Regions from separate parts of the Homo sapiens genome. Here regions 1, 2, 3 and 4 are each linked to region 5. A link is a loop called in an ENCODE intact Hi-C map of the cell type or tissue named here. Cell type or tissue: IMR-90. All regions are shown on one strand. Links, peaks and the distances in the headings refer to the core of each region. The heading gives the core; the rest is flanking DNA.

The links. Hi-C counts contacts between places; a loop is a spot of excess contacts. Peaks named below come from ENCODE experiments on the same cell type or tissue, not always from the same donor. Only the 100,000 strongest peaks of a DNase experiment are listed, where the experiment ranks them.
Region 1: a loop joins it to region 5, with 4 times the contacts of the local background. A loop is called at or near these places in 3 of 110 quality-filtered maps.
Region 2: it touches region 5 in a loop (5-fold over the local background); 9 of 110 quality-filtered maps call a loop at or near these places.
Region 3: it touches region 5 in a loop (2.1-fold over the local background); 5 of 110 quality-filtered maps call a loop at or near these places.
Region 4: a loop joins it to region 5, with 1.9 times the contacts of the local background. A loop is called at or near these places in 9 of 110 quality-filtered maps.

What each region holds. Positions count from the first base shown.
Region 1 is chr4:147,107,447-147,113,703 of GRCh38, reverse strand. No RefSeq gene overlaps it. Among named protein-coding and RNA genes, the nearest start is that of TTC29, 160 kb to the right of the region's middle. In IMR-90, for the core only: a CTCF peak has its summit at 2,534 (motif pointing left); a DNase peak (open chromatin) is centred at 5,113.
Region 2 is chr4:147,158,123-147,164,379 of GRCh38, reverse strand. No RefSeq gene overlaps it. Among named protein-coding and RNA genes, the nearest start is that of MIR548G, 180 kb to the left of the region's middle. In IMR-90, for the core only: a CTCF peak has its summit at 3,281 (motif pointing left); a DNase peak (open chromatin) is centred at 3,269; H3K4me3 peaks cover 156 bases; H3K27ac peaks cover 2 bases.
Region 3 is chr4:147,315,016-147,321,272 of GRCh38, reverse strand. No RefSeq gene overlaps it. Among named protein-coding and RNA genes, the nearest start is that of MIR548G, 27 kb to the left of the region's middle. In IMR-90, for the core only: no CTCF peak of the experiment used is centred there; a DNase peak (open chromatin) is centred at 2,492; H3K27ac peaks cover 200 bases.
Region 4 is chr4:147,358,736-147,364,992 of GRCh38, reverse strand. No RefSeq gene overlaps it. Among named protein-coding and RNA genes, the nearest start is that of MIR548G, 17 kb to the right of the region's middle. In IMR-90, for the core only: no CTCF peak of the experiment used is centred there; DNase peaks (open chromatin) are centred at 1,892, 3,132 and 4,482; H3K27ac peaks cover 2,438 bases.
Region 5 is chr4:147,478,072-147,484,328 of GRCh38, reverse strand. EDNRA (endothelin receptor type A) reads right to left here and starts at 3,232. Exons shown (of 8, transcript NM_001957.4): 1 at 2,953-3,232. RefSeq lists enhancers at 2,333-2,412, 2,443-2,542. In IMR-90, for the core only: no CTCF peak of the experiment used is centred there; a DNase peak (open chromatin) is centred at 3,268; H3K4me3 peaks cover 2,525 bases; H3K27ac peaks cover 1,672 bases.

The DNA.
Region 1 (6,257 bases), core at 465-5,464, 370 kb after region 5:
CTTTCTCTCTGGCTGCCCTTAACATTTTTTCCTTCATTCCAACCTTGGCAAATCTGATGATTATGTGTCTTGGGGTTGCTTTTCTTGAGGAGTATCTTTGTGATGTTCTCTGTATTTCCTGAATTTGAATGTTGGCCTGCCTTGCTATGTTGGGGAAGTTCTAGATAATATCCTGCAGAGTGTTTTCCAACTTGGTTCCATTCTCCCCGTCACTTTCAGGCACACCAATCCGACATAGATTTGGTCTTTTCACATAGTCCCATATTTCTTGGAGGCTTTGTTTGTTTCCTTTTACTCTTTTTTCTCTAAACTTGTCTTCTCACTTTATTTCATTAATTTGATCTTCAATCACTGTTACCTTTTCTTCCACTTGATCGAATCTGCTATTGAAGCTTGTGCAGGCATCATGAAGTTCTTGTGCTATGGTTTTCAGCTCCATTAGGTCATTTAAGGTCTTCTCTATACTGTTTATTTTAGTCAGCCATTCATCTAACCTTTTTTTCAAGGTTTTTAGCTTCCTTGCAATGGGTTAGAACATGCTCCTTTAGCTCAGAGAAGTTTGTTATTACTGACTTTCTGAAGCCTACTTGTGTCAACTCATCAAAGTCATTCTCCATCTAGCTTTGTTCTGTAGCTGGCGAGGAGCTGTGATCCTTTGGAGGAGAAGAGGCACTCTGGTTTTTAGAATTTTCAGCTTTTCTGTTCTGGTTTCTCCCCATCTTTGCAGTTTTATCTACCTTTGGTCTTTGATGTTGGTGACCTACAGATGGAGTCTTGGTATAGATGTCCTTTTTGTTGATGTTAATGCTATTCCTTTCTGTTTGTTAGTTTTTCTTCTAACAGTCAGATCCCTCAGCTGCAGGTCTGTTGGAGTTTGCTGGAGGTCTGCTCCAGACCCTGTTTGCCTGGGTATCACCAATGGAGGCTGAAGAACAGCAAATGTTGCAGAACAGTAAATATTGCTGCCTGATCCTTCCTCTGGAAGCTTCATCCCAGAGGGTCACCCGCCTATATGAGGTGTCTGTCGGCCCCTACTGGGAGGTGTCTCCCAGTTATGCTACACAGGGGTCGGGGATCCACTTGAGGAGGCAGTCTGTCTGTTCTCAGAGATCAAACACCGTGCTGGGAGAACCACTGCTCTTTTCAGAGCTGTCAGGGAGGTTTAAGTCTGCAGAAGTCTACTGCCTTTTGTTCAGCTATGCCCTACCCACAGAGGTGGAGTCTATAGAGGCAGTAGGCCTTGCTGAACTGCGGTGGGCTCCACCCTGTTCAAGCTTCCTGGCTGCTTCGTTCACCTACTCAAACCTCAGCAATGGCAGATGTCCCTCCCCCAGCCAGGCTGCCGCCTCACAGTTCAATCTCAGACTGCTGTGCTAGCAGTGAGCAAGGCTCCGTGGGTGTGGGACCCACTGAGCCAGGAACGGGAGAGAATCTCCTTGTCTGCTGGTTGCTAAGACCTTGGGAAAAGTGTAGTATTTGGGTGAAATTGTCCTGTTTTTCCAAGTACAGTCTGTCATGGCTTCCCTTGGCTAGGAAAGGGAAATCCCCAGATCCCTTGCACTTCCCGGGTGAGGCGACACCCCACCCTGCTTTGGCTCACCCTCTATGGGATGCACCCACTGTCCAACCAGTCCCAATAAGATGAACCAGGTATCTCAGTTGGAAATGCAGAAATCACCCATCTTCTATGTTGATCACGCTGGGAGCTGCAGACCAAAGCTGTTCCTATTTGGCCACCTTGGAAAGGAGGTGAATCCTGACATTCTTTTGGAAATGTTCTGAAATGATTTCTTTTTCTTCATCTTAGATATAGAATTGGTGGGGGGGGGGCGGGATATGAGCAAGAATGAAATAATGGGTACTGTGTTCCTGGCTTTAGAGAATTATCTTTAAATAAAAATACAACATGAAAGTCCTGATTTATTTTTATTTCTTTTATGTTTGAGATGAAGTTTTGCTCTTGTTGCCCAGGTTGGAGTGCAGTGGGGCAATCTCGGCTCACTGTAACCTCTGCCTTCCAGGTTCAAGCGATTTTCCTGCCTCAGCCTCCCGAGCAGCTGGGATTATAGATGCACACTATCACACCCGGATAATTTTTGTATTTTTGGTAGAGATGGGTTTTTACCGTATTGGCCAGGCTGGTCTTGAACTCCTGAACTCAGGTGGTGCACCTGCCTCGGCCTCCCAAAGTGCCAGGATTATAGGCGTGAGCCACTGCACCTGGCCAGAAAGTCCTGATTTAAATAATAAAGTTCAAGAGTGTGTCCTCTGCCATCCTCGATTTACTAGCTTGCTCTGCTTTAGTGTATCCATCTCTAAAATGGGAATATTATTACTTACAGTTATAAATAGCTGTAACAGAGCATACAGTAATGGTCCTTGAGCTTCTCAGTGTCAGAAGATTCATGTTTTAAACATTTTAAATTCTTCTGCTTATCTATAGCACTCAAGAACATAAAGTGCTTTGAAATAGTCCAATAAAAAGGCCAGGTTTTTTCCTGCTATAGATATGTGGGATGAGGTACATTCAAGTGGTAAATCAGTGACACCCAGTGGCTGCTGCTTTTATATTTAGTTTTTAAATTTTCAATTTAACTTTCTAAAGTTCTGTCCCAAAACAAATGAAAGAAGATGATGAGAGCATGGAAGTTATAGATGCCTTTAAAGAAAGAGTTTCTCAGCAGTGATATGATTTTCCTAGGACATGAGAGCTATTGAATAGCAATACCAAAAATAGAGAGAGTGCAGGACAGTGGAAAACGGTTCTGGGAATTTCCAGCCCCATCATTTGCATGCTATTAAAGAGTGTACTCAAGCTTTCCTGTCACTGTTGGATTTCCCAAGAAACATTCTCATCCTTGAAGTGGCATGTTAACTGCCCAAATCCAGCGAAATCCTTATGTGTTAGAGACAGTTGGGAACATTCACTGGATATTAGACTTCCTAGGTGTAAGCAAGACTTAACTGGAGGTTTAATCCATAGCCCGCACCAAAACTCCCCTCAGTCGTAATATGACTCGCTGTAACTGCCTCAAATCCCCACACACATGAAGTTGAGTAGATTAGCATAATAGAACATGCCGGGCTCAAATCCCAGCTTGCACACTCTGTGGTTGGAGTCTCTTAAGTCACTTAAACCTCTTGGAGCCCTCAGTTGTCCTTCTGTATAATAAAGAATAAAGGCGATAATACTTAACTCATGGGTTAATAAAAAAATATTAGGTTGGTGCAAAAGTAATTGCGTTTTTTTCTCTTCCTTTCTTCCTTTCTTCCTCTCTTCCTCCCTTACTCCCTTCCTTCCTTCTCTCTCTCTCTTTTTGATGGAGTTTCACTCTTGTTGCCCAGACTGGAGTGCAATGGCACCATCTCACTCACTGCAACCTCCACCTCTTGGGTTCAGGCAATTCTCCTGTCTCAGCCTCCAGAGTAGCTGGGATTACAGGCGCCTGCCACCATGCCCGGCTAATTTTTATATTTTTAGTAGAGACGGGGTTTCACCATGTTGGCCAGGCTGGTCTTGAACTCCTGACCTCAGGTGATGCACCTGCCTCAGCCTTCCAAAGTGCTAGGATTACAGGCGTGAGTTACCATGCTTGGCTTGCCATTATTTCAATGACAAACATCTCAGTAACTTTTGCACCAACCTAATAATACATGTAAAGTGGTGGTCATATTACAGGCACTCATCATTGTCCTGATTTGTATCAGCTGACATTCTCTGTTGACCTAGATGCACAATGGCTGCTGAGCAAAACCCTTCTCTGAAACTGGATGAGTCTATTGCACTTTTTAGGTGTTCTGTGATCTGACTCCTCTCTGAGGTAACAGCTTGGATGGAAATGTACTCATTGTCATTTTTTATAATTAGAGAGTGGGACTATTTTCCATATATGACTAGTGTTGCTAAAGTACTTAGGATTTTCTGGATGAAGGACTCTGGAGAAATACTGTATTTAAAAATTCTTAGCTAATAACTTACATTTTAAGGATTAGTATTTTTTCCACATAAAACATTAAAGAAGTTTTAATAGCACAGAGATATGCTAAGTAAGGCAATTAGGTAACAGAGTTTATTAAAAACTACACAAAGGGTACATTAAAACAAAAGGCTCTAGTGCTTAGTTGCTGCTCCTTTTAATTGCTAGATAAATATCTTCAATAACTAGGTTATTAAACTATATACATAGAAATATGGTAGTAATATTTTTAAAAGATGACCTTTTTCTACATTAGTTAAAAAAGTGGAATGGTTAAGATGCCAGGCCTTGCAGCTAGGTGGACTTGAACTTGAATCTTGGATTTTTCCACTTACTGGTTTACTTAGATTCTTTAAGCTTTAGTTTATATAAACAATATAAAATTATGTAGTTTTATGTCATCGATAGAAGGTTGGGAAGAGTGAAGGAGAGCAAGTATGGGAAATACTTAGTATCTGGCACACAGGAAGCACTCAATATGGAAAGTGGAAAAATAGGAACTGCATAGAACAGAGGCTCTTAACCTTATCTGATTCCAACCCTACATAACAAATATTTATTTATATATTTTTACTTGACAAAAATTGTGTATACCTATGGTATCTAGCATGATGTTTTGATAAATGTGCACATTGTGGAATGGCTAAATCAGGCTCTTTAACATATGCATGACATCACATATGTATTTTTTGTGGTAAGTGCTTGAAGTCTTCTTGCAATTTTCAAGTATACAATATATTGTTATTAACTATAGACACCATGATGTTCAATAGGTCTCTTGAACTCATTCCTCCTGTGTAACTGGAAATTTTGTGTCTGTTGACCAATGTTTCCCCAAATCCTTTCTCCCCCAACAAATAGTTTTATATTTTCTTTTCCCTTTACTATCTTAGAAAGAAATTTTAGAGCTAACACAAGATACTACATTATTTAAATTCGAGCACATTAGAGTGCTCTAATTATAACATAAAGGAGAAATAGAGGAAATTGGCAAATGGTGAAATCATAATATGCATTTCATGATAATTGGCAAATGGTGAACTAATAAGCATTTCAACATAATGCTTGGATACAAATGACACCAGAAGACAAAATACTTGTGCTTCCACAGTCATCCTGAGTATGGCAACTAGCCATGCAGAGCTATCCAGCTATGTGACTCAACAAAAAGTAGAACCTTGGTGACTTTTTCAAATAGGAAAAAACCCTTGGTAATATATCAAACAAGGCATAGTGATATTCCCTCACATATGTGGTAGGTGCATTACTGGGAATTTTATATTGGTTTATACAAACTAAATGTATCGTTTATATTTAAACCATACAGAAGCACCATTAGAGTTAAGGTTCTAAGCTAAAAAAGTTATAATCAGATTTTTTGGCCTACACAAACTTGGGATGGAATGATTTTTCATTGTGGGACTGTCTCCTTCATTACACCATGTTGATAATTCTGGACCCCCATCTACTAAATACCAATAGCCCCTACCCTCTAAATCTTAACCAAAAGTAACCCCACAGCTTTCCAAAAATACCTCCTAGTGGGATATGCTACTCTCTTTAGGAATCAATGGCCCAGAGAGGCATTGAATCTCAAAGCTGATTTTCTTAACTTCTTAAACAAGCCAAAGGTTTTGAAATCCAGGCTGTGGGGAGTGAGACTGAGGAATTCCTTTTTTTTTTTTTTTAACTTTTATTTTAAGTCCAGGGGTACATATTCAGGTTTGTTATGTAGGTAAACTCATGTCGTGGGGGTTTGTTGTACAGATTATTTCCCCATCCCAGTGTTAAGCCTAGTACCCATTACTTATCTTTCCTGGTCCTCTTCCTCCTCCGACCCTCCAACCTCTGGTAGGCCCGAGTGTCTGTTGTTTCCCTCTTTGTGTCCATGTGTTCTTGTCATTTAGCTCCCACTTATAAGTGAGAACATGCGGTATTTCATTTTCGGCTCCTGCATTAGTTTTCTAAGGAAAATGGCCTCTAGCTCCATCCACGTCCCTGCAAAGGACTTGATCTCATTCTTTTTTATGGCTCCGTAGTAGTTCATGGTGTATATGTACCACATTTCCTTTATCTAATCTTTTATTGGTGGGCATTTAGGTTGATTCCATGTCTTTGCTATTGTAAATAGTGCTACAGTGAACATTCATGTGCATGTGTCTTTATGGTAGAATGATCTATATTCCTTCAGATATATACCCAGTAATGGGATTGCTGGGTCAAATGTTAGTTCAGTTTTTAGCCCTTTGAGGAATCGCCACACTGCTTTCCACAGTGGTT
Region 2 (6,257 bases), core at 742-5,741, 320 kb after region 5:
TAACACATCTTTGGGCTTGTTTTCTTTCTCTTTATGATGGTTCCTTCATTTTTATGTTGTTCTCAAATTCCATATCAAGTAAGAGCTTTTCTTAGCAGAACTGACAACCTGGGAATCAAAGGATGTTGACCCCATATTCCAATATTACATTACTTTGGAATGAAACTGTCATCTTCTTCAGTCAATGACTGCAAGTCTGAGTGTAGTGTTTAACCAATGAGGCGAGGAGAAATGGCAGTGCCACAGCCTTCAGGTGGGATTATTCTTTGACCTGGGAATCACAGAGCATCATCTATGTATTCAGCAAGTATGTGAGCCCAAGTATGTATTAATGCCCAAGGCACTGCGAGTGGCTTGTGCATCTCCTCGGAAAGAAAAGAGCTTCAAATATATATTTAACTTTGATAAAAAATGGACTTCCACAAAGAAGGGTTCTTTAGGATCACATTTTCCAGGTTTGTTCTTTCTGAGGACCAGAATTTCGACTTTAATAGTCAGGAAGGTTCTACTGCATTGAGGTATCAATATGTCACAATCCCTGAAGGGATGCTTGAACTAAGCATTTTATGAACATAGCAAAACCTCATGACTTAGCCAAGGCTGGGTAAAGAGTAGGCACTCAATACTTATTTATGAAATTTATAAATAAATGAATGATTGATAATCAACACTGTACATTGGTAGTTATATGTATATATGTACACACACAATAAAACAAATGACAAGGAATGTGTGCATGTGCTGTACAGTCTTGCTGTGATTTCCAATTCCTTCTCCCTGTGGAATTAGTCTGGAGTGTGACCAAGAGAGTATATGTGATCCTGATCTGGTTTGAATTCCTCTTCATGCATGGGTCCAAGTTCCTGCTGGATAAGCTCCAAAAGGACAAGCATTATGTTTGTTTTGTCCACTGATGTATTCCAAGTATCTACAACAGTGCCTGGCACACAGTAGATACTCAGTAAATATTCACTGAGTAAATGAATGAGCACTCATCATCTTTACATGTGTGCCAGACTGTTGTCTTCCCATGCTGTCTACTGGACTGTTGTTCTCATATGTCAGAGCCCTTTTGGGTAAGTGGGTAACATTACTTCTTCCAGTCTTTATCATTGTTTTGCTAGAGTTGTCTGCTCCTTCAAATCTGCTCTGAACAAAGCCTGCTTCCTGCTTGACTTGACAACATGAGAATGTCTATTGCTGCATTTTTTGCCTCTTTCTGATTGTAGAGCTGTGACTACATTTCTGCATTTATTGCCGGCCATAATGTGGTTAAAAAAGAGGCATTTGAAACTCTCTTCAACTGCATGTTTTCAATGTGGACAGTGTGCAGGGACCTATGAAGAACGGCAGCTATAGGTTTTGACCAACGGTTGGAGGTTGTGAGGGTTAAATAGGCTTCTTATTTCCCATTGGTAGACAACTCCTTAAAAGGAGCACTCATGGCTGAGGAAGAATCTATTTAGGTGTGAGCTGAAAGGTAAAACCTTAAAGGTTGGGTACACTTTCCTACCTCATTGATTTTGCTCTCTAAAAACGGTATCACTTTGATTTTTTAAAGCTGGGGAGCTTTTTAGAAAATACAGTTTTTCAGGTACTGCACCCATTCATTTGTTCTGAGGTGTAGCCCAGGAATCTGGATGTTTATTCCCAGGTTATCACGATGAGAGAGAGGTTGTTGTTATGGAGAGGGAGTCTGGTAGGGAAAAGAATTCAGAGAGAAAGAAGATATCTACTGTATCAAGTGAAAACCCACTGTCTTTTGCAAGAATGCTCCTATGAAATGTTTCTGAGTTCCAGCATGTTATATCTCTATACTTAGGGATGTTATATCTCTGTGCTTAGGTTTATTGGAAAGACAGGTGAGGCTATGCCCTGTTCATTGCACAAGTGGACCTCTTTGTTATTCAAAGTCCAGATCCATCTGAATTTTCCTCTCTGCTCTCTTCTGGGATATCATTCTGCTGACAACAGCATGAGATTTTAAGTCGCAATGTTTATTCATAAGGAATTAGACTTGAAATAAGCTAAGCAATAAAATTTTTTTAAACCTCTAAAGCTCTATAGGCATCTTTTGTATTATTATTACTACTAAGAAAAACAGTATTATTGCTGAATCTTGTGGGTGCTTTGAGGCATGCAGTAAGCCAAGCTGGACATGGTAAGTAGGAAGGCCCAGGTGTGGTTGGTGGACTCACCTCTGGTGAGCGCTCTGTGAAATCAATTGAGTTGGCTTATGCTCTCTAGCCCCAGGAGGATACACTTTTCACATTGTATCCTTTGGCAGTTTAAAAATGTGTGTTCCAGGATTATTACTTTAAAAATTTTTGCCTGTGATCCTACACCCTAACAAATATGTTGTTTTTCTAGCAGATTTCTTTCTTTATTCTTATACATATATGCACATATTTTATACAGTTTTATTTATGTTATGGATACAATTTTCTCAATTTTTTTAACCAAACATTTTTCTTGTTTTTTCTAATCTTCACAATTTTAATCGTAATAACTACATATTATTTGGTATTTTTATTTGATTATTGTACAATTATTAGATAGGTTGTTTCCAAATTTTTCTGTGATGAATAAACCTAGGATTAATATGATATCTTCATGCCAACACCTCCTCCAACAATTTGAGTTTTTATCTTTGGCCAAACACTCAAATGTGAGATTATAGTCGCAAAAGATAGAAACATTTTCCAGGCTCCTGAAAACTATTAGAAAAACCTCTGCGCTTGATTTTCTCATCCTTATGATGAGGTTATAATAGTATGTTAAGTGATTAGAACAATGCATTCAATACATATTGGTGGCCACAGCTGCCACCACTACCACTGTATTACTACTACAATATTATTTGTATTATCATTTTGGGGAAGATCAGCTTTATTCTTATGAATAAAAACAAACATCTTAATACAATTTTGATAATCAGAATGCTCATATAGGGTTTTTTTTTTTTTTTTTGGTTTCTCTTTGTCTTTTTAAATTGATTTGAAGGCTGTTTGGTTTTTGTCCTTCCTCAATACCAGCTTTCGTCTTAAAATAATTGTCTTCTTAATTTCCTCCTTTTCCTTACTTTTTCCTCATGATGCCATTTCCATATAGGAAAGTAAACTATGCGTCTCTTATATTTATATATAATATTCTTACATTGTATTTGGTGGTAATAAAGGTAAATTGAAGAGGAAAAGGTGCTAGGAAAAGAAACACCATTGTCTGTCTCAGACTCAAGCTTAGCATCTATTCGGGTGGGGTGTAAAAATCTGACCTCTGGTGGTTCTGACCTGTAGCTGCAGGTCAGACTTAACCAAGTCTGAAATGGAGCACAGAAAAATGTATCCTCTGGCAGTGGCTGAACTGGTACAGGGCTGATTGATTGTTAAAGTTCTTTTGTACTGGTTGTGATGATCATTCCTTATGCCAGTTAAGACACTCTTGCTTTCTTCCTTACCAAGGAATTATCTTATAATTCAGTTCCTCAGAATGAAGGGCTTTAAATAAGTGTACCAAGCATCACAGTCTCCAAAAAATATTTTCTTAAAACTACTAACCACTACCATCATCGCCACAACCACCACCTGTTGAATTTTATCTAGAAATTTCAGAGAGGAAAAATGGATTCTAAACATGAGCAAAAGGGAACATCAGAGGGATTAAAATTCTATTTTTTTTTGGTCTTCAGAACTTCTTTAAATGGAGATATACCTTATCTCCTGATCAAATATTTTCAAAATTTTTACCTCCCAGGATTTAGGTTTTCTTAAAAAGTAAACTTAAAAGTCTCAAAAATAATTGTCAGATCTCATCAGATATCCGTATTTATTTATTGATCATGTAATTAAAAGGGAATAATATAAATGAAGGAAATAAAATTAGGTCTAAGAGGCTACAGGGAGTTTACGAGAAACACATGGAATATTTTTGTTTTTAATGGTTGTTTAAAATGATATGGGAAGGGTGTCCCTTTGCCTAAGCTTGAGAATAAATATTTATATTAAATTTTTATTATTTTGACTCTATAAAAACCTGTTTTCAAGGTGATTGAATTAATAGCACACAACTAAAAGTTAATTTGGTATTGTGCGTTTACATGTGTTTGTGTACAAAAGCTAGTTGAAAAGTGGAAGGATTTAGTTAATCATAGCTATGTGTTTGGTTCACATGAAATTATAGACTGTGAGACAGTTGGCATTGAAAATAAGTTTATTATTTCTAGATAGATGACACATTCTCCTTTGGTCCCACTATAAGTAGGGGCTGGTGTCTATGTTATTGTCTCTAGTCAAGAAGGGGATTATTAGTGACATGTCCTTTGCAAATTGGTTCATCAATCGTCCCCAGAATTTATACTATTGACCTTGACTTCAAATAAACAAGATTAATACTTTTCTGTAAAATAAGGTTGAGATTTGAATGTGTTTCTCGATCTCTTCCAAACCAAATCTTAGACTGACTAATGTTTAAAAGCTTACTAATGAGCCCTGTCATTTCAATATATTCTAATTATATATTATTGCTATGAATTATTTTTGAATTTGTATATATGTTGCAAAAAAGTTCAGAAATGCCAAAATATATAAATAGGACAATAATATATATATATATTTTGAGACGGAGGCTTGCTCTGTTGCCCAGCCTGGAGTGCAGTGGCGCGATCTCGGCTCACTGCAAGCTCCACCTCCCGGGTTCACGCCATTCTCCCGCCTTAGCCTCCCAAGTAGCTGGGACTACAGGCGCCCACCAACACGCCCGGCTAATTTTTTTGTATTGTTAGTAGAGACGGGGTTTCACCGTGTTAGCCAGGATAGATTTGATCTCCTGACCTCGTGATCCACCTGCCTCAGCCTCCCAAAGTGCTGGGATTACAGGCATGAGCCACCGCGCCCGGCCTAATATTTTATTTTTAAAATATGTTGACATTATAATTTATTTTAAATGGCCCATAGTTTTCTTATTTGAGCAGAATTAGTTAGCAAAAATAAATAACTAATATTTATTGTGTGATAATTCTGTGTGAGACAGTTTTTAGTTTTCATATGTAGTACCTAATGTAATGTTCCAACAATCTCATAAAGTACTATTATCCCTAATTTTGCAGGCGAGAAAATCTACAGAAAGTTTGCCCAACATGATACAGTAAGTGGCTACATGAGGAGGTGAACCCAGGTTACGTGACTACAAAGCCTGTCTTATAAGCAATGCAAATTTAAAATGGTAAAATCTACGTGTGGACCGATCATGAGCCATACCTCAAAACACACAATCCAGACATATGAAACTGCTTAATTAAAATCAGTTATAATAACTGGAAAACATTCTCTACCATCAATGAATTTTACTAGTATAAAATGTATTTAAAACAAATCAGAAATCTATGTATATTTTGATAATATGAAGTCATCATTTTTTTCATACTTTAGTTTATCCTGGGAATTTTGAGCAACCAGAAATTGGTTTAGAGAAGGAATTTCTTCTTTACTTAAATCCTATTCTAGTTCCAATCTTTTCAATTCACTGAACTTAAAAATAATTGCTATCCATATTTTCTCACTAGCAATAATTGCAGTTCTGGAAATGTATTAAGTGGTTTTATTATTTTCTAAATCCTGCTTGCATTTCTTTTTCCCAGTTGAATCCACACCCAAAGCCGTATCTTCACCCCACCACAAACTATTAGCTTTAGAAAGGAAAAGAAAAACCACAACAAAACAGTGTGTGTGTACCAAAGACTTATATGTGCATAAGCAAAAGCAAACAATAGCATTAGCAGGAACTCGTGGACATTCCAGGGAAGGGGAGGAATTAGGCGGGGGAGCGCGCTTCGTTCCCTCTGATCTGATGCACAGACAGACACGGACACGGTTATCCCCTAGGGTCTGGAGGGCTGTCAGGGAGCCCTGGCTCAGTCTTGCTGAGTGACAGGCCCAGGGAGCCCCGACTCCCCGCTGACCCCGCTCGGCGCCTGCCTCAGGACGGCCGGGAGCTGCCGGGAGGGGCCGCGGTGCCTCCTGACAGCCAGACGCCAGGCACAGCTCTGGGGCAGAGGGACGCAGCTCAGGGGGCCCTCTGAGAAGGAAGGGGGCGTCGCTTCAGGGAGAGAGGGAACGCGGCGCTTCACGGGGCTCAGTTTGTGCAGTGCCAGAGTGGCGGATGAGGCAAAGATGATACTAGGAATGCAGCTGCTGCCCTCTGAGGATACAAACTCGCCCCTGATTGGCAATAGAGCAGAGAAGAGCCTTGTTTTCTAACTA
Region 3 (6,257 bases), core at 432-5,431, 160 kb after region 5:
ATGTCTGTAGTCCCAGCTACTCAGGAGGCTGAGGTGGGAGGATCATTGGCGCCCAGGAGTTTGAGGCTGCAGTGAGCTATAATCACACTACTGCACTCCAGCCTGGGTGACAGAGTGAGACACTGTCTCAAAAAATAAAAAAAATTATTAACAGTAATAAATATTTGTCACCAAGCTTTGTATAAAGAATATGGAGAAGGAACAGCCAGAGAGAGGATAGAACAAAAGACAAAGGAGTGAGCATCAGTAGAGCCAAGAAAAAAAGAGTGTTTTAGGAAGAAAAGACTTTCAAACAGAACGTTTTTGTACAAGAAAGAGGAAGTTATCTACCAAGGAGGCTAGAAGGAGATGCAGATGAGGAAAATTCTGTTTACCTTTTGATGGGAAAAATTGAACATGCTTAGAAGTCAATGGCAAGGATCCGTTTGATGGAGGCAGGAAGGCGGGGATTGAGCACTAAAGAGAGAAAAGATATCATCAATAGTTCTTGAGATTGCTGATAAGGTGGATGGGCACAGCATTCAAAGCATAATGGAGGGATTGGCTTTATGCAATCCCAAAGTCAGTTCTGTCACTGTCACAGGAAGGAAGAAGGAGGATAATTGTGGAGATATTTGTATATTGGTAATGCATAATTATGGAATTGCTAAAAATGTTACTGAAATATGACAGACCATAGAATCTAAATTCGATAAGGAGAGATGTGAAGGGAGTTAAAAAGTAAAAAGGGCCGACAGATTGGAACAAAGTAGAATGGGCAATGAAGTTGTGGATAGCTCAAATGGCCATCTCAAGCAAACTAGAAGAGAGGTTATAGCCAGAGAGTGGGGTGCTTAAACTGGTGCTTTTGAAACAGGAACCCTTCCAGATGATGATAAGGTTCAAGGTGTAACCCAGGAAATATGAGGTAATGTGAGGCTTTGGAGAAAGTTACTGTAAGCAAGATGGTTAGGAAACTGAGACACTAAGTTTTTAGACTGACCATGTGGTTGTTGTGGTTCCCCAGAGAGATGACAATGGCTTGGAGAGAAAAAGTGGCAAAGTCTGATGGATGGAAGGGGGTGGATGAAAGATTTGAAGCCTAGAGGGACAAGGAGCAGGAGAAAGTTGTAGCTTCAAATGCCATGGCTCCCAATAGAACAGAGTATCTTACCAGAAAGAAGGACAGCAGCAGAGAAGAAGGAAGACAGCAACTTCACTTCCTTACTCTGATGTCCTTGGGTATGTAAAAACAAGCAGTCATTACTGCAGAAGTTTACACAGAAATTTATACCTTCAGGGGAGAGCAGGTATGGTAAGGAGTTTGGGGAAACACTTAGAGAAGATTGTAGACAGTTTGTTGATTTTGAAACAATAATTCTAGAGGACACAACAGGAAAGTTTGGGGGAGGGAAGCTCTGGGGAAGAACGTACAGATATTATGCACTGAGGGTATGTTGGAGCAGTTGCTTCTCAAATTATAATCTGTATCCAAATGAGCCTATTAAAATGCAGATTGTTATTCAGTGAGTCTGGGCTGAGGACTGAGGTCCTGCATTTCCAACAAGCTCCTAGGTGATGCTAGTGCTGTTGGTCCCAGGCCATAACTTGCTCAAGGGATTAGAGGACACAATTGTTTTATTTGGGGGAGGGGAATGGAAATATACTTTTTGTGTTGACTGATGAAAGTTAGGATAATACTAACTAATGTGTATCCAACTTAATATTAATAGTAATAAATAATATTAATTAATGTGTATATGCCAGAGGCTTTTTAAATGTACGTTACATATATTAACTCATAATCCTTTGAGGTAGGTACTGTTATTAGTGAAACTAATGCGCTTGCTCAAGGATGTACTGATAGTACAGGCAGAGGCAGGGTTTGAAACTAGGCAACACTGACCAGAGCTGACATGCTTTGCAATTCATGAGCAGCATAGAAGTTTAGTTTCAAGAGTCTAAATGAGGAGAGCAAGCACTGGGTCTGTTAGCCAAAGATTTAATCTCTTCTGGTAGGTACCTGAGAAATTTTTGAGTGTATGAATATAGTATTTCATTGTCATAACAATCCTATATGGGTTATAATCTCTTAGGTGGACATTTGCAAGAATTTTGCCCACTTTTCATTAACTTCCATTTCCATAAATATGTGAATATGGTTCTGAATTTAAATGATTAGCCATAACTATTCATATACTAGCTAAATGCAGTCATTTGCTTATAGGTTTTCCCAGATTAGACTTGTGTTTGGAAATAAGATGGTGGCAAAACACCTCAGTTCTCGTATATCCCACCATGTTACAGTTGGATAAACAATGACTCTTATCCATCATTTGGCCATCCCCAGCACCAGTTAGTGGGTGTATCCTTCTGTACTTGTAAAATCTTCCACGACCTTCTTGAAGAGCTTGGGGACACTCAGAAGGACTCCAGAAACTAAAATCATATTAACGCAGCTGGAACATAGTATCTCCATCCACATCTAGTTGGCAAGCTAATCACATTCTTTTGGCAAACTGATTACATTCTTTCCAGTTTAGCTTTCACTAGATTTCTTCCTAAGGGAATCTACAAAGAGAGTATGGGGTAGAAACAGGCTTTATCTTTCATGAAGAACAACCCTATTATTTTCTTTTTTTCGAGACATTCATTCATCTACAAAGGTGAACTTGCCTAAGGCTGAGGATTCAAATGGGGATTGAAACTCAGTACGGTGAAAGAGATCATCCCTTCATTCATACAATATTTAGCTAGACATTTTTTATTGTTGGTCTTATACCTAAAAGTAAAGGATTTGGAGGGGTTTCAAAGCTTATATTTTATTATTAAATAATCTGGTTTCAGGTCTCTGCCAGAAAATGTATAAATTAAAAAGCTAGTTGTCCAAGAATTGTTAAATAATAAAGCTATTGGTATCAGTATAAAGTTTTAGATCAGTCACATTCGTAAAATCAAATTCTGGAAAGAGTAAGTGAAGTGCAAGATGATTAGGTAGAAAATTCTCCTTTGGAAAGTGCTCTTGCCCTGAATCTAGTCACTTTCTGCCTGGAGTAGAATGTCAAACACCTCTCTGGGTTGTCTGCATGAATGGAAATGCTTAATGCAATAAAAAAGTTTTAAGAGAAATGAAATACTGTATATACATTTAGTCACCAATGATTTTATGTGAAGAGTATGCAATTGTGTTAACATCAAAACTCAGACTAATGTTTTTGTTTATTTAAAGGATAGCTTGATGACTTCTGTCTTATCTGGGCACCATTATCTTCTGCTTGGAAAAATCTACAGCCTTTTAACTCAGTTTTTAAAGTTCTGTATGATTTTGGTCCTGTAATAATATTGTGATTTTGATCAAAATCAGCATATGAGTTTGGTTGTATATCATGAACTTATTTCAAAAAGTACAAGTTTGACCAGAAGAATTGGTCCTTCTAGAGATAATTTCTATAAAAAAGCACAATTTAGAATATATTGGACCTTCAAATAGAAATGTCTTGTCAATTAATCAATAATATATGTGATGCATGCATCAGTGAAACAGCTACAGCCCACATCATATCATTTCATGGGTTAAATTATAAATACTGTCCCAGTATCTGGGATGCAGACCATGTTTTAAGCTACTGCCCTAAAGTATATGGCCCAATTTGGTGCATCGCTTTTAATTTATAGATTTTTTTTTAAGACTGAAGACATGCTTTGCTTATCTTAATTTCCCTGCATACACTAAGGAATAAAGCTGGTAACATATCTGATTTCATAGAAAAGTAATATGGACTAAATACCCAATGGTAGAGAAGCACACAGAAATTATATGGATATAATGCAGAAAAAAAGAAACTTAAAATTTTTTTTTCTCCTCTTAAATGTAAGTTAAGTCAGTAGGCTCAGATGTCCACTTCTTGGTTAAAATTCCTTGTTAAAGTTGCAGCCAGTCACCGTTGACTGCAATACCTCAATGCTTATTTCAGAGTTCCTGAAAGATCATTCCCTCCAAAAAAAAATCCACTGACAGACTGTAAGCACAAAAGGACAGTCTTTAGAATGTAACACATAGTTACAATAAATGAAGGACAGAAAGAAAAAAAATAAATGCAGCTAAAATATTTATCTAATTGTTCAGTCATGCATATTAAATGGATTCTTGATCAACTCTCATAAGTATTCTTTGAAACCTCATGCTTCAGTCAAAAAGAATATGTAATTCCTTGCTTTTTGCAATGGTAAAGTTATTGTTGAAAAGTTTCCTGCCAAGAGTGTTTTTTTTTTTTTAAAGAACTGTTCACATTTCTTTCCTTTTGCATTTGTTTAAGGTGGGGGGTGGGTGGATGAGGAGAAATAGAGATCATGTGTTGGATGAGTCTCAGCTTAACCTTGTTATATATATAAGGTGTAGGAGTCGAGTCTCCACTGCACTTCCTGCTATCAATGACCTGGAGGCATTTCTCTGTCTAGTTATCATCCCATAACAGGTACTCTCTTGCCAGGTCATTAAGATCCCCTGCAAGCCTCTGTGACAAGCTCTGCCTCTCAGGAACTCAAGATTAATACTTTAGGGAGAGTTTGGGAATTCCTTGTTATCAAATTGATCTGTGAGAATTTTTCTTACTGCTATCAGGAGTGCAGGATTGCTGTAGAGTGAAGCTAACAAACATACACATGGATACACATCTTCAACTCATCCTCTCTAGCCTTTCTCCTTCCTTTCTATCTTATTTACCTACATGGTTAATTAACTCTCTGGAAGATTAGTTTCTTTAAAGAAAAATACAGTTCATTTCAATATTAGACAAGGGCTGATACTGTGGTTTGGAGTAATATATCAATTTGATTTGGATAAAATTGGTGTTACCCTAAGGTGGTTTTCCTGTTAGATCTCTAGAAATCTTCTTAATTGACTGGCGTTATCTTTAAGTCAGGTATTTTCCTTTTCCATACCTCACCTTTATTATTGGAGATAGCCTTGACTGGGTAAAAGAGATCTTTAACAAAGCCACTTTACCTTTCTGGGATCAGCTACCGTCTCTGTATGATAAAAAATTTGGATAAATGATGGATGAAGTGATTCCAGCTGCCTGGGCTTCATAAACCATAAGCTGTGTTGTAAACACCACACTCCCATTTATTACGGGGTTTTTCAGCATGACAACATATAGGCTGGTCTTGCTCTTTAGCCCATATATCAGTCACAATATGCTAAAATAAATGTGTGACCTCTGAGATATATTTGTTAGTAAAGTTTACTAACTGTGCCTCAGGATTCTCTAACTTCTACTTAACATTGATATTGGTGTTTATGGTGAAAGACAGGAAGAAGGATGGATACCAAGAGGATGATTGTCACAAGTTCAGTAACACTGTTAGGTTAAAATTGTAATTATTTTTATGATAATCATCATCACACTTTAAGTGCCTATTTGCTTATGGCATTGTCCTGGTTAAAACAGATTGGTAGGGAGAGGCCAGGATCTAGATGACTTAGTCCGGATCTTGGGACTTCTATGCTAAACTGCGGGAAGGTTTGGTTCAGTGAAGGGAGTAGGGAGCATGCTACATCAATCAAAATGCAAAAGGTATTGGAGAGGGTCTAAGAAGAAAGAAGATTTTTTTTAAAGAATGGAACCTAAGGAGAATAGACTTATTCTGTGCATTGTGAAAAAAATATATATGTTGACAATGATATAGGAAATAACACTTACTTATAGATAGCAATTATAAACTGTCTCAGGTAATCATTATTAGTTTGGGACTTCCTCCACAAATGAGTCAAGAGGAAATATTAAAATCAAAGGTAATTATTCCAATAGCACTTCTGGATCCTTTGTCGTCTATTAAATAAATTGGAGGAAGCAAATGGGGCCCACTAGCCCTGTGAGAAGGGTGCAGTTATCCTACACTAGTAACAATGGACAGCAGCCTAGTGTGGGAAAGGCAGAGGGGAAATTCGTCACCTTTTGGAGATGAATTAACTCCTTTAGGCTCTAGGTGCCATTCAGTACATATATTTTGTACGAATTAGCACCTTTGGGTCCAAGTCTTAATGAAGGCCAAAAGGGGAATGGTTTGTTCCCCAGACATCAGGAACATAAGACCTATTATTACTGTTTATAATAAAATACTGTACTTACCCAGCACCTTTCATCCCAGCTCAAAGGCTTTTTTCTCCCCTTTCCAAACATTCCCATTAACCCTAGCATTATCACTGGGATTAAGTGGCAAAAACATGATATCATTATTTCCATTTCTGAGAGAAAAGGACTAATCCAGGGGGGCAG
Region 4 (6,257 bases), core at 610-5,609, 120 kb after region 5:
TCAGCCTCTCGAGTAGCTGGGATTACAGGTGTGTGCCACCATGCCACGTTGGCCAGGCTGGTCTTGAACTGCTGACCTCAAGTGATCCACCTACCTCAGCCTCCCAAAAGGCTGGGATTACAGGTGTGAGCCACCACGCCTGGGCCCCATATCTTACTATTTCTATTCCTCAATATCTTTCCCTCCAGTTTTAGACATTATCTATTGACTTCCCACATTGGAAGATGATGATTTCAGCTCTTTTCCTCCTCTTTCTGCACAACACACACACACGCACACACACACATACACACATACACTCACACACACACACACTCATCCCAAATACCTCACAATCCTTCTTCCTATTCCCCTGACCTCTTGTAACTTTGGTTAGACCAGTAGACAGGTTTATGTTATTATTACCTCTGTACCTTATTCACAGATGAACCATGCACATGTATATATTTTTTTCCTTCCCCACATAACTTTCTGTATTCCCTGGGGTTGTCTTATTTTAAATTTGCTTATTTATAATTGTACTTTTCACTGTTTGAGCCTGAAGACCTTCATCACTTTAGCAAATTTTTTTGAGCCCTTGAATATCTGAAAATAGCTGTATTTTGCTTTGACACTTGAATAATGGTGTGGCTGTTTATAGAAACTTAGATTGAAAATAATTTCCCTTCAGAATTTTGAAGGCATTACTCTATTAATTTCTAGTTTTCTGTTGTTTTTTGTATCTTTAGAAGTTATTTCACTTTCTGGTTCCTCTGCATACGATTTTCCCCCCTCTCTCTGGAACTGTGTTTGTTTTTCCCTTTACCCCTAGTGTTCTGAAATTTCTCAGTGATGTGCCTGGGTGTGACTCTGTTTCCATCCATCTTGACGTTCTGACCAATGTTCTTCAGTTCTAGGAAATTCTCTTAAATTTTTTAATTGATGATTTCCTCCCTCAATGTTTTTTGTCCTCTTTTTCATGAAACTTGCTTGTTCAGATATTATATTCTCGGTACTGGTCCTTCAAGTTTCTTTTCTTTTCTCTTGTATTTTTCATTTTTTTCTACTTTCATAGATTTCCACAATTTTCTTTGCCAATCTTTCGATTGAGTTTTCAATTTCTAACCAGGTCAGAAAACAGGTTCTTCAACTTATCTGGGAAAGAAGTTCAGAATCTTTTCTAACAGGAAGTGGACTAGTGGCTTCCTGAAGGAAATGTTTGAACCACAGTGTCCAGCTTTGAGGTGGGCACATAGCAGGTTCATGATAAAACACAAAGAGGGCACTGGCCACAAGAGCAGGGCAAAGGCAAAGTAAATATAATGAAACTAAAAGCAAAAGCATGTCTAGGAATAAGATTACCTAGAAGATAAATCTACCTGAGATACGCAACTGATTTCTTCTGGTTAATGTTTATATGGCATCCAGATCCTGAGGGTTGGTGGGGTGTGGGTCAACCCAAAAAGGGGATCAATGGCCCTGACTTTAAATAGAAGAGGCTGGCGGATCCTTAGGATGTTAAATTCTCTTACACAGACATGCCACTTCAGAATCAGGCATTGTGGATTAAAGGTCTGCACTGAAGCCCCTCCAGTTTCAGAGGCATTGGTGGATAAACCTTGACTTGAACATCTCTATTTTCCAAGTTGTTTTGAGTTTTTTTTTCACTTATTTCTGATAAAATACACTGGCACGCTGAAATCATAAAGTCTGTCTGCCAATAAAATGTCACAGGTCTGTAGACTCCAAGGAAGTAGCTAGGTAAATATTTACATACACAATTGAATTTTCTAAGTGTCCTGTGTCCCTGATCTTTGTGGATGCTGCAACTACTTGCTAACAGATAATTTAGTATGTTGCAGAGACGTGAAAACAGGCAGATGCTTAGTTCCTAAGAGGGAGCCTCGCTGCTGGGCTTCCTGCCAGTTATGTGCCTGATGGGTCATGTCTCAACCTCTGGATTTCAGTCCCATGTCTAGCTTTTATTTTTTCCCCCTGCTTTCTGAAAGCCTTAGGGATTTGGACTGCTTCCATTCCCTGGTTCTTTTCCTCCTACGACTGACTACTGAGTAAAATGCTGTCTTCCCATCTCCCTCTTTGCTTGCTGTCACCAAAAATGAGCACTTAGGCTCTTTTTATTTAAGGATTTTGTGGATGATCTCTTCTTGTCTTGGGAATCAGCCTGTCCAGCCAATTTGTGAAAAACTCAGTGGCTTACTTCTGGTTAGAAGATTAATAAGCGCATGTGGATTCATGTTTGCTAAGTGAACGAAAGTGTTTATAAAATTGACAATTGTTACATGATTCCTAAAGGTTTTTCCCAGAGGCTTCCTAGCAGTCATTTGTTACACCTTTTCTTAAAACCTCCTTGGCTTGAGCCCCTGAAAATCTGATTGTTACCCTGGTCCATGTCTTCCTGTCCTCTTGGGTTTGCTAGGAACACTTTCTCTAAAGCAGTGTTTTTCAAACTTGAGCCTGCAAAAGAATCACCTGGTGAGCTGGTAGAACCACAGATTCTTGGGCCCTACTCCAGAGATCCAGATTTAGAGGGTCTGAGATGATATCGATACAGTTGGGCCAAGGACCACACTTTGAATAGCACTAGGCTAGACCATGAAGAAGAGTGGCTGTCATGTTGGATAGACCTGGGCTCCTTCACCAAATGTTCTTTCTGAGCTATGGTTTGGGCCCAGTCTTCCCAAAGTCCACATGGTTTCAGTGGAGTCTGTTTGTGGTACAACTCTTCTCTCCAACAGTATAGCCAGACCTCCAATTCCCTTAGCCAAGAGGAAGGAAGGCAACTATTCCTTATGGAAGATATAATCTATGCAGGTGATGGGCTATGTACATTTATGTATTTACTTCATTGAATGGTCCAAACAACCTAATGGTATGGCTGATGTAATTTCATAGAGAAGTTCAGTAACTTAACCCAGTATCATCAAGCTGTTATTCATCAGGGAACCTAGGCTTTGTACTTATCACTGAAAAGTGCAGCTCTCCTGCCCCAGAGAGCACTTGCCTGATGTCAAACCTTTCTAAAAGGCTCACTTTCAGTTCTGGGAAACACTCCCAATGACAGCAATAGCTGATATGCCCGAAACCTAAGGAACAACTGAACTTTTCCTTATTCAGACAAAGAGCTCTGCTTTCCTCCCAGAGTCTCTATGACTCACAGTTGCCCTCTGCCCTCATGAAAGTGCTCTGTAGAATTGCAGATCAGCAATGTTGGAAATAGCTCATAACAAAAAGTAATTAGACAGTTTCTGCCAATGGAAGGATGTCATTTTCTAATAGGCCTAAAGAGAAATTAGGTCAGATCTCCAGAAAATCAGGAGAATGGTTTAATGAAATGTAACGTACTGTATTTCTTCCTTGCAATTCTTTAAAAAAATTTCCTTTATAGTAGATGACCCTTTAAGGGCAAATGTATATTTATATATCAAATATAAATGCATACAACTAGGATTCTTATTTTAATATAAGAGAATAATACACAAGTGTAAGAGATTATGGTAACTGTTTAAGGCTGGCATGGGTCATGATTGATTTTGGGCTTGTCCTTATCCTAATACAGTAAGCTTTAGGTTCTCATTTTCCAGGCGCTGAGTGTGGAGGTGTTGGGATTTCTATTACCCTGCTTCCTTAGCTGCCAGCAGGGCTGTGCTACTTTTGATTCAGGAAGGCATGTAATATTCTTTACAATATTCTCTGTTTCAACCATTGCAGGGAGCCTGAATAAAGATGCTATTTGATCCTCTTATTCTTCCTCATCCCTTCCAAATCCATTTTTTCCCACCTCCCCAGTGTCTTTGAATCATGTATAAGTTTCAGAAGATTCACATCATCATAAATTATTGGCACATCCTGAAGTAAAATAGGGCCCTGTTTCCACAGTCTGATGACCTGGGTCCTTCTATTCCTAGTTTTGCCATATATTTAGCTATGGGAACTTGGGAAAGTCACTTCTATTCACTGGCTCCTACTTTTATTTTCTATAAGATTAGGGTGTTTCATTAAATTTTTTAAGATTTAAAGTTCCATGAAATTAGAATTGCTATAAAGAAATTTAATCTTCATTTTGAATAAACCATCCATTCAAACTGTGACAACTTCCAGCTAAATGCCTGAAAGAATTTTTCTTAGACTGTCAGCAGCTCATGGACTCTTTAAACCTAACTTAAAAACAAACAACAAAAAAAACCTTTTATGTAATTAACTGAAGCCTTCTGGCCTGTCCCTTAATTGTTAAGTGTTTGGGCAGGATAATGGAATGATGGACAAATTGATTCTTATATTTTTCACTTACGAAACATTGCTTTTCACTCAGTGAAAACTTTGCCATTTGCCAGCGGTGAGAAAAAGATATCAGTGCTTTCAAGCAATTTCTTCAAATCAGAATTTAAAGTATCAGAGAGTCAGACCACAGTACAACTCAGTGACTCAGCAGTGCCTTTCAAAACTGCTTCCTACAGAGATTCTGCAGATGAAGGCAAATAGAGCTCTGAATGTGGGGTGGAGAAAATTGGGAAAAGCTGAAGAACCCAAGAAAACCACATGTCTGACTTCTATCTTTCCATGACATCATATAAGCTCTTAGGTCTTTTTCTTTTTCTAAGCCATTCCAAACTTGGACATTAAATAAACAATCACTATATGAAGCGGTGCTTCCAGGGCCTACATGAATATCACGGGAAGCTGGGGACATCCCTGATGCTGGGGTACCAGATAGTACTGCTATGAACTCCCTGCCTTCTGTTCCATCTCCCTATAACATCTATCCTGATCAGGGGCAGTGTGACTCAGCCCAAATGGAAAACCGTATACTATGTAGGTCAGTGTAATGCCCAAGAAGCTTTTGGGTATTCCCTTGTGTAGGTCTCCATATGTTTCCCAGCATCTCATTTAAATACAAGTGGCTGTCACAAGATCAAGCCAAGTCTTCTTTGCTTGAAGAGTGTGGCCTGAGGTCCGTCAGAGTCCCCACCTTGGTTCTAACCTAGCATTTCTGGGAGGAGACTGACACTCCACTTGACAAAGTCCAGGAGTGTGCTGATCAAGGATGCCAAAATGTGTTCAGGTGTCAGACTTTGCATGAGACCCAGGAGGCAGGGTCAGTGATCAGTGGACATTCGAACAGGGGGACTGGGTGTTACTTTAAGGAGAGCCAGAAATTCAAAGCAAAGTTAGTGAACTGATGGAGAAACACAACTCCAAGTCCATGGGCTGAAAGCAGAGAGGGAAACAGAAATTCAACAAACATCACTGCCAAAGAAAGAGCAGGGTAAGGCAAAGGCGATTCATCTTAAGGCTCCCTCTCACTTGGATTTTATTGACCCATCCATATATTGAGCAGCTCTAGGAAACTAAACCTCTGAGAGGATATTTTTAAAAAAGTGTTATGGGGATGATATGGTCAGACTTTGTGTTCCCACCCAAATCTCATCTTGAACTGTAGTTCCTATAATCCCCATGTGTTGGGGGAGGTAACCCGGTGGGAGATAATTGAATCGTGAGGGTGGTTACCCACATACTGTCCTTATGATAGTGAGTGAGTCTCACAAGATCTGATGGTTTTATAAGGGGCTTCCCCCTTTGCTCGTCACTTCTCTCTCCTGCCGCCATGTGAAAAAGGATGTGTTTGACTCCCTTTCTGTCATGATTGTAAGTTTCCTGAGGCCTCCCCAGCCATCCGGAACTGTAAGTCAATTAAACCTCTTTTCTTTATAAATTACCCAGGCTCAGGTATTTCTTCATAGCAGTATTAGAACAGACTAATACAGGAGACATAATTTATATGCTATACATGTCACTCATTTAATGTATATAATTCAATGCTTTTTATTATATGCACAGAATTTTGCACTATTGCTAAAATCTAAGTTTAGAATATTTCATCACTTAAAAAAGATACCTCATACCCATTAGCAGTCACTTCCTATTGTCCCCTATTCTTCCCACTTTCCACCCCCAGCCCTTGCCAACTACTAATCTACTTTTTTGCCTCTGTGGATTTACCTAGTCTGGACATTTCACATAAATAGAAATATACAACATATGGTCTCTCGTGACTGGCTTGTTGATAGGGTTGTTGAAAATCTATTTTCTTTCTTTTTTTTTTTTTTTATTGATCATTCTTGGGTGTTTCTCGCAGACGGGGATTTGGCAGGGTCATAGGACAATAGTGGAGGGAAGGTCAGCAGATAAACAAGTGAACAAAGGTCTCTGGTTTTCCTAGGCAGAGTGTTTGTGTCCCTGGGTACTTGAGATTAGGGAGT
Region 5 (6,257 bases), core at 706-5,705:
ACTCAGGAGGGTGGTTAGACATTTTCAAAGACCATCTGGTGTGGTTTATTTATTTATTTATTTATTTTTAAGTCACTTGCAGAGAGCAAGTGGTCCTTCCTGTCCAGGAAGTCTAGGAGACCTTAATAAGGAATAATCAAAGATAATTAAAAATAGCTCATCCTATTTCAATATTTTATATATTTCCTTTTCTGTAGGCTTTTATGAATCTTCAAATGAAGACATAATCTGATTTATGCGGTGGTGTGTGTACGTGTCTGTGATGTATATACCCAGGTCATAATTTAATCTTAAAAAAATTGAGTCCTGGTTGGGTGTGGTGGCTCATGTCTATAATCTCAGCACTTTGGGAGGCCAAAGCAGGAGGATCACTTGAGCCCAGGAGTTTGAAACTAGCCTGGGCAACTTAGTGAGACCCTGTCTTTACAAAACATAAAAAAGATTAGACAGGCATGGTGGCGTGTGCCTGTAGTCTCAGCTACTTGGGAGGCTGAGATGGGAGAATCACTTGAGTCCAGGAGGTTAAGGCTGCAGGGAGCTATGATCGAGTCACTGCACTCCATCCTGAGCAGCAGAGTGAGACCCTGTCTCAAAAAAAAAAAAATTAAATAAATAAAAAGTAAAAAATAAAATTGAATCCTTTTTCTGAGTGTATTCAAGGTTGATGTTAACCACTTTTAGGAATTTTGACAATTATCTTGGGAAATCAGTAAAGCTTAGGTTTGGCCAATACGTGGATAAAATAAGATTTATTCAAGTTGCATAGAAAGTATAGGGTATATATAAAGTGCGAGTATTGGATACTTTTGCCTTCCCCAGAGATTTCCCCCTGAACTCTGAAATAATAATAGTATTTACATATAGTAACTTATTATATATGTATCTGTTATCTGCCTTGAGCTTTACGACTCTAGGTAGGCAGGAGCAATATCTCCATTTTACTTATAAGGAAACCAGAGTCTTGAAGAAGTATTTAGGTCAAGGTTTCAAAGCCAAGAAATGGCAGGACACATAATTTTGCTTATAGGACTTGACTCACTCTGATTAAATGGGAAAAATATCAATTTTTCAAGGCTAGAGGCAGGCCATGTATTTGTCAGCTCTGACTAGACTTAATTATAAACAGTTTGCAGTTTTTTCCTGCTTCTTATAATCTGGAGTGAGTATCTGGCCAAAAATTGATAGACCTATGAAATGACACCATTTCCATTCCAAAGGGAACACCAGGACTCCAAGAGAAAAGCTTCTTGTCATCCTCCTTTTTGGATCACAGATACAGGGGGGAGAAGAAATACTTTCATATCTTGTGCTGTTTCGTGACTAACGTCTTCCAGCTTCCCAAATGAAAGGGAACCTTCAATAACAGCTTTCTTAAAAATGAGAGAGAGAAGGCCTTTGCAGAAATGGAATGGCTCTCTGCCGGTTACAGTCGGCTGGGAACTGACCTGTGAACTGACCTGGCTACGGTGGGTACTGCTCTACTCATCAGAGGTCCTGTGGTGCTTTGAACGTTAGCATGCTGGTCTGCTTGGTTAGCTGATTATGCCAGGAGGTAAGGCCAACGCTGTGGGTTCTTAAGGCATGAGAGCCAGCTATCATTAAAACCCCCTTCCTTCCTCCTCCAACAATGACACCACTACAGAAATCATTTCTGATGACTTCTCTATCAGCTCTCCACACATGTTAAGCTGCAAAACTAAGGGATACTTGGCAAAGGCCTGTGGATGTCATATTATCATTGGCTGAAAAGTACAAAACCAAATGAAAGAAGCCCCTCAACTGCAGGTTCTTCCAAGGTGGGTCTGTAGCTCATTTCCAGGAATCTGAGTCAGGCTGTGCTTTGAATCATCACTCATAATCAGTCATAGCGCTAGTGAAGCATCTCAGGTTCAGACCTGAAGGACATGGTCTATAGATTCAGCATTCTTCCTGTTTGGAATCTGAGAGTTTGGGGAGTGCAAAAACTATTATTAAGAAAGAGGACTGAATCCTTACGCTTACACTTTAACCATTTAACATATGAGACTCTCAGGATCAAAGTTCACCTGTAATTGGTAATTTGGAAATTCAGACCTTATCAAAATGGCATGAGTTTAGAGCATTCAATTTACATGAAATGACTGCCAAGGTGTTTCTCAATTAGCTAACACATAGACAACTACAGGTGGAGGAAAAAACAAGTAAAAGTAGGAACTTTTTACAAGTTTTCTGAGGTTTTGCTCTCTGGTTAAGAAATGAGCAACTCTCCTTAGAGACAACGCCTGAGTTTAATATGCCTCCCACCCCCAACTCTATCAGGGGAAAGCCATTAGGATGATGTAAACAGAGGGTGATTATCTAGAAGCAGCCCTTGTTTTCTGCACGTGAGAAGCAACAAGTGTCCTTTAAAGGCGAGCACAGAACAAAACGCCCAGACCTCCACAGGCAGGTTTCCAAAACTAGCTACACAGGGGGTTTCCCCAAACACCTCAGTCCCTCACACCGAGTGCCCTTGGCTACCCTTGGCATACCCAGACCCAGATGTGGGGGAGGAAAAGCAAGCCAGTAAGAAAAGGCTGTGGAGCCAACTTCACAAGAAGGCGCTGGAGCAAGCCACAGAGCTTGGCGTTCCTCAAAGTTCTTGCATGCCTGGGGAAAAGGGGTCACCCAGGGAAAACTATTGGGCTTCCTCTTCCTAAAACTCCGAATCCTAAACCCTAACGTGGAGAGGTGAAGTTCCCCGAACTCTACACGTGTCCGCAGCGCACCCCTCACGGAAGGCGCCCGCCTCCCCGCGCGCCCTGGGGCAAGTGGGTGCCAGCCCCTGCTGCGACGGGTCGCCCAAGCTGCAGGGCGGTCGGGCCAGAACGTTCCCAGCTCTCGTCTTCTCCCGACCGAGGGGCCCAGGCAGCGTCTCCGCCATCCCCGCACCCGCCCCAGTCCCAGTCCCCGATAAGAAAGACTTGCACCGACCGTGGAGCTCGGCGTGCGCAGACAGCTGCCGGGTCCGCGCGGCGCCTGGGCCAGAGGAAGCCGGAGCCGGCGAGGGTGGGTGGCGCGGAGGGTGGCCGGTGTCCCGGGCTCCGGCGCGGCGGCGGCTTCGGCTGCACAGCTTCCCCGGCTTCAGAAAACCTCCTGGGCACTGCTTCTCCCGGGGAGGTCTCGCTGGGACCCCAATCCCCGGCGACGACCGGGTGGGATGGATGAAGCCTCTCCACCGCCTCTCCACAATCGTCAGACCAGCGGGATGACTGTACGCGCGCGCGAGGGCTCGCACGAAAAAGAAAACTCCGGAGGAACACGCCTCCAGTCTGTCCTCCCCGTCTCCTCCCAAAGCTCCAGACCTTCCACTCCACTCTGGGACCGCAAGAGCGTCCTAACCTTCCAGCTATCCTGGGACGCGGCCACTAAAAAGCACAAAGCTGCCGCCCCCTTCCAGGCCCTGAAGGGCAGGAGTCTTTTTTAACTATTTCCTTCCTGAAAGAAAAGGTGGGGGATGTGGAGGAGAGAGGGTAGAGTTTGACAGACAAGACTCAGAATTCCGAAAGGCCTTGCAGAGGAACCCATCCTCTTAGTGCAGGCAGATTTGATCTGTGACGGAACAACTGGACACAGAGCCAGGGCCCACGGGTGGTTTCTTCTCCGTCTTCCCTGCCGCCTTTGCTTGGCTTGCGTGCTCCCTCTTAAGCTTAGAGGCCGTTGAGGAGCCGAAGTGGACAGCAGTTTACTGGATCAGGTGGTTTGCTTCTATCTTGTCCCTTGTAGCCAGCATCCCACGGCTACAGACCTCCAGCCCAGGGCAAAGAAGGAGCCTCAGGAGAGACTATGGAAGGTTCCAGCGCGTGGCTCCGTGAAACCTCAAGAAATTCAAACAATGAAGAAGCCGACCTTACAGAAAGTGGGTCTCAACGTCTTTATCACGGCAGATACTTTATCCTAAATTGGGGGTGGGAGAGGAGATGAGGGACAAAGGCCACTGCCTGTGACATGTGAGTAAAAACTGGGGTCTCCTCAGGGAAGGCCTGCCTTGGAGTCCTTCAGTGCACTGCTAGAGTCAGCACATGGTAGAAGTGTGAGGTTGGAGCACTGGTCATGTTATATCCCATGCTGTTCCGGCTATCTGCTGCAGCTAAACAAATTACTATAAAACGTAGTGGCTTAAAATAACAACACTCATTTACTCTGCTTATCAGTCTGCAGTTTGGGCAGAGCCTGTCTGGGACAGCTCGTTTTTGCTCCATGTAGCAGGGGCTGGAGGATCCACTTCCAAGACAGTTCACTTGCTTGGTGTTGAGTGTTAGTTTTTCTCCACGTGCGTCTCTCCACAAAGACTTGTGGAGACTTGTGGTTTGGGCTTCCTCACAGCATGGTGGCGGGGATCCAAGAGTGAATGTCCCCAGAGACAGAAAGTGGAAGCTGCCAGTTTCTTAAGGGCTGGGCCCAGAAACTGGCACCGTGTCATTTCTGCTTGATTCTATTAGTCAAGCAGTCACAAATCCCAGATTGAAGGTGAGGGTATATAGAGCCCAACCCTTAGTGTGAGGAGTGTCAAAGAATTTAGGGACCATTTTGTAAAACCATCAAAGAGATCTACAGAAAACCACCATTGAAAGAGGCCTTAATAGTCATCTAGTAGGGTTAGACTAGATATTACCCTGTTCACTAATCTTACAGCTTCTCTAGGAGGGAGAATCAGCCAACCAGAATAACTAATAGCTTTTATAAGTGCCATTGTTTATATTAAAAAAAGGTGACCCTTTGGGCATGTGGCTTGGCAAGCTGACAATATTTTCGGGAAAGAAAAACTTACTGCTTCCTCCCAAAAGAGGCAGTTCACATCTTGGCCCGTGAAACATGTGCTGGATTTCAGCCCTTATTCACTCTGTGGCCAGACACACTTGGACAGTGCATCACCTGCATATCTGAATATGTCAATCTGTCCAGTCTTTGCTAGAACACATTCATCATGACCCACCTATTGAGACAGCTGATCTCACTGTGGTGTAGGACTAGTTACTAAAAATTCTTCCTTCACACCTATTAGGATAGCCATTATAGTAAAACAAAAGCAAAAACAGCAAAGAACAAGTGTTGGCAAGAATGTTGAGAAATTGGAACCCTTGTGCATTGCCAGTCTGAATGTAAAATATAGTGTAGCAGTTGTGGAAAACAGCATGGCAGCCCTCCAAAAATTAAACATAAAATTACCCTATGATCCAGCAATTCTACTTTTTGGTACTTACCTAAATAATTGAAAGCAGAGTCTCAAACAGATATTTGTACACCCATATTCATAGCAGCATTATTCAGAAAAGCCAAAAGGTGAAAACTAGCCAAAAGATGGAAACAATCCAAATATCCATCAGTGGAAGAATGGATAAACAAAATGTGGTATATACATGTATGTATATGTATATAAATACATGTACATAACACAGAACATTATTCAGCTTTAAAAAAGAATGATATATGCTACCACATGGATGAACGTTTAAGATATTATGTTAAGTGAAATAAGCCAGACATAAAAGGAAAGATAGATATTTTATTATCCCACTTAGATGAGGTACCTAGAATAGTTAAATTCATAGACACCGAAGGTAGAATAGTGATTACCAGGGGCTTGGAGGTGCCGAGGGGAGAATGGGGACTTACTGTTTCATACGTTTCAGAGATTTAGTTTGGGATGATGAAAAAGTTCCAGTGACGGATGGTGATGAGGGTTGCACAACAATGTGAATGTACTTAATGCCAATGAACTGTACACTTTGAAATGGTTAAAATGGTAAATTTATGTTATGTATCTTTTACCGTAATCAATTCTTCCTGACATCAAAATGAAATCTGCCTCTATACGTTACCTGTTGATCTGCCCTCTAAATTCATAAAATGAGTTTACTGTCTCTTTTAAGATCTTTAAACATAAGTAAGTGTATTTATGTGAATAATCAGCATAGACCTGCCTTTGTAAGAGAATAGGATTGCCTCATTCTAGATGAGAACAACATAAATGTTCTTTAGCTGTTGGAGATTTATATCCTCATTTTCTCAGCTTTACTTGGGGCAAATGACTTCAGGGGACTCGAACCAGTTTTTAGTCAAGTTAACTTTACCTCCAGTTACCTTTCTCCCCATAGATAATACTTTATATACTTGCCCCAACTCTATATTCCATGCTTTTTACTTTCAAAGAACATATAATTAATATATTTGACTAAGCTTTTCAACTTGACTTCCAAAGGTTATTTCTTTCCCCTGGAAAGTGGGTTGGATGCAGA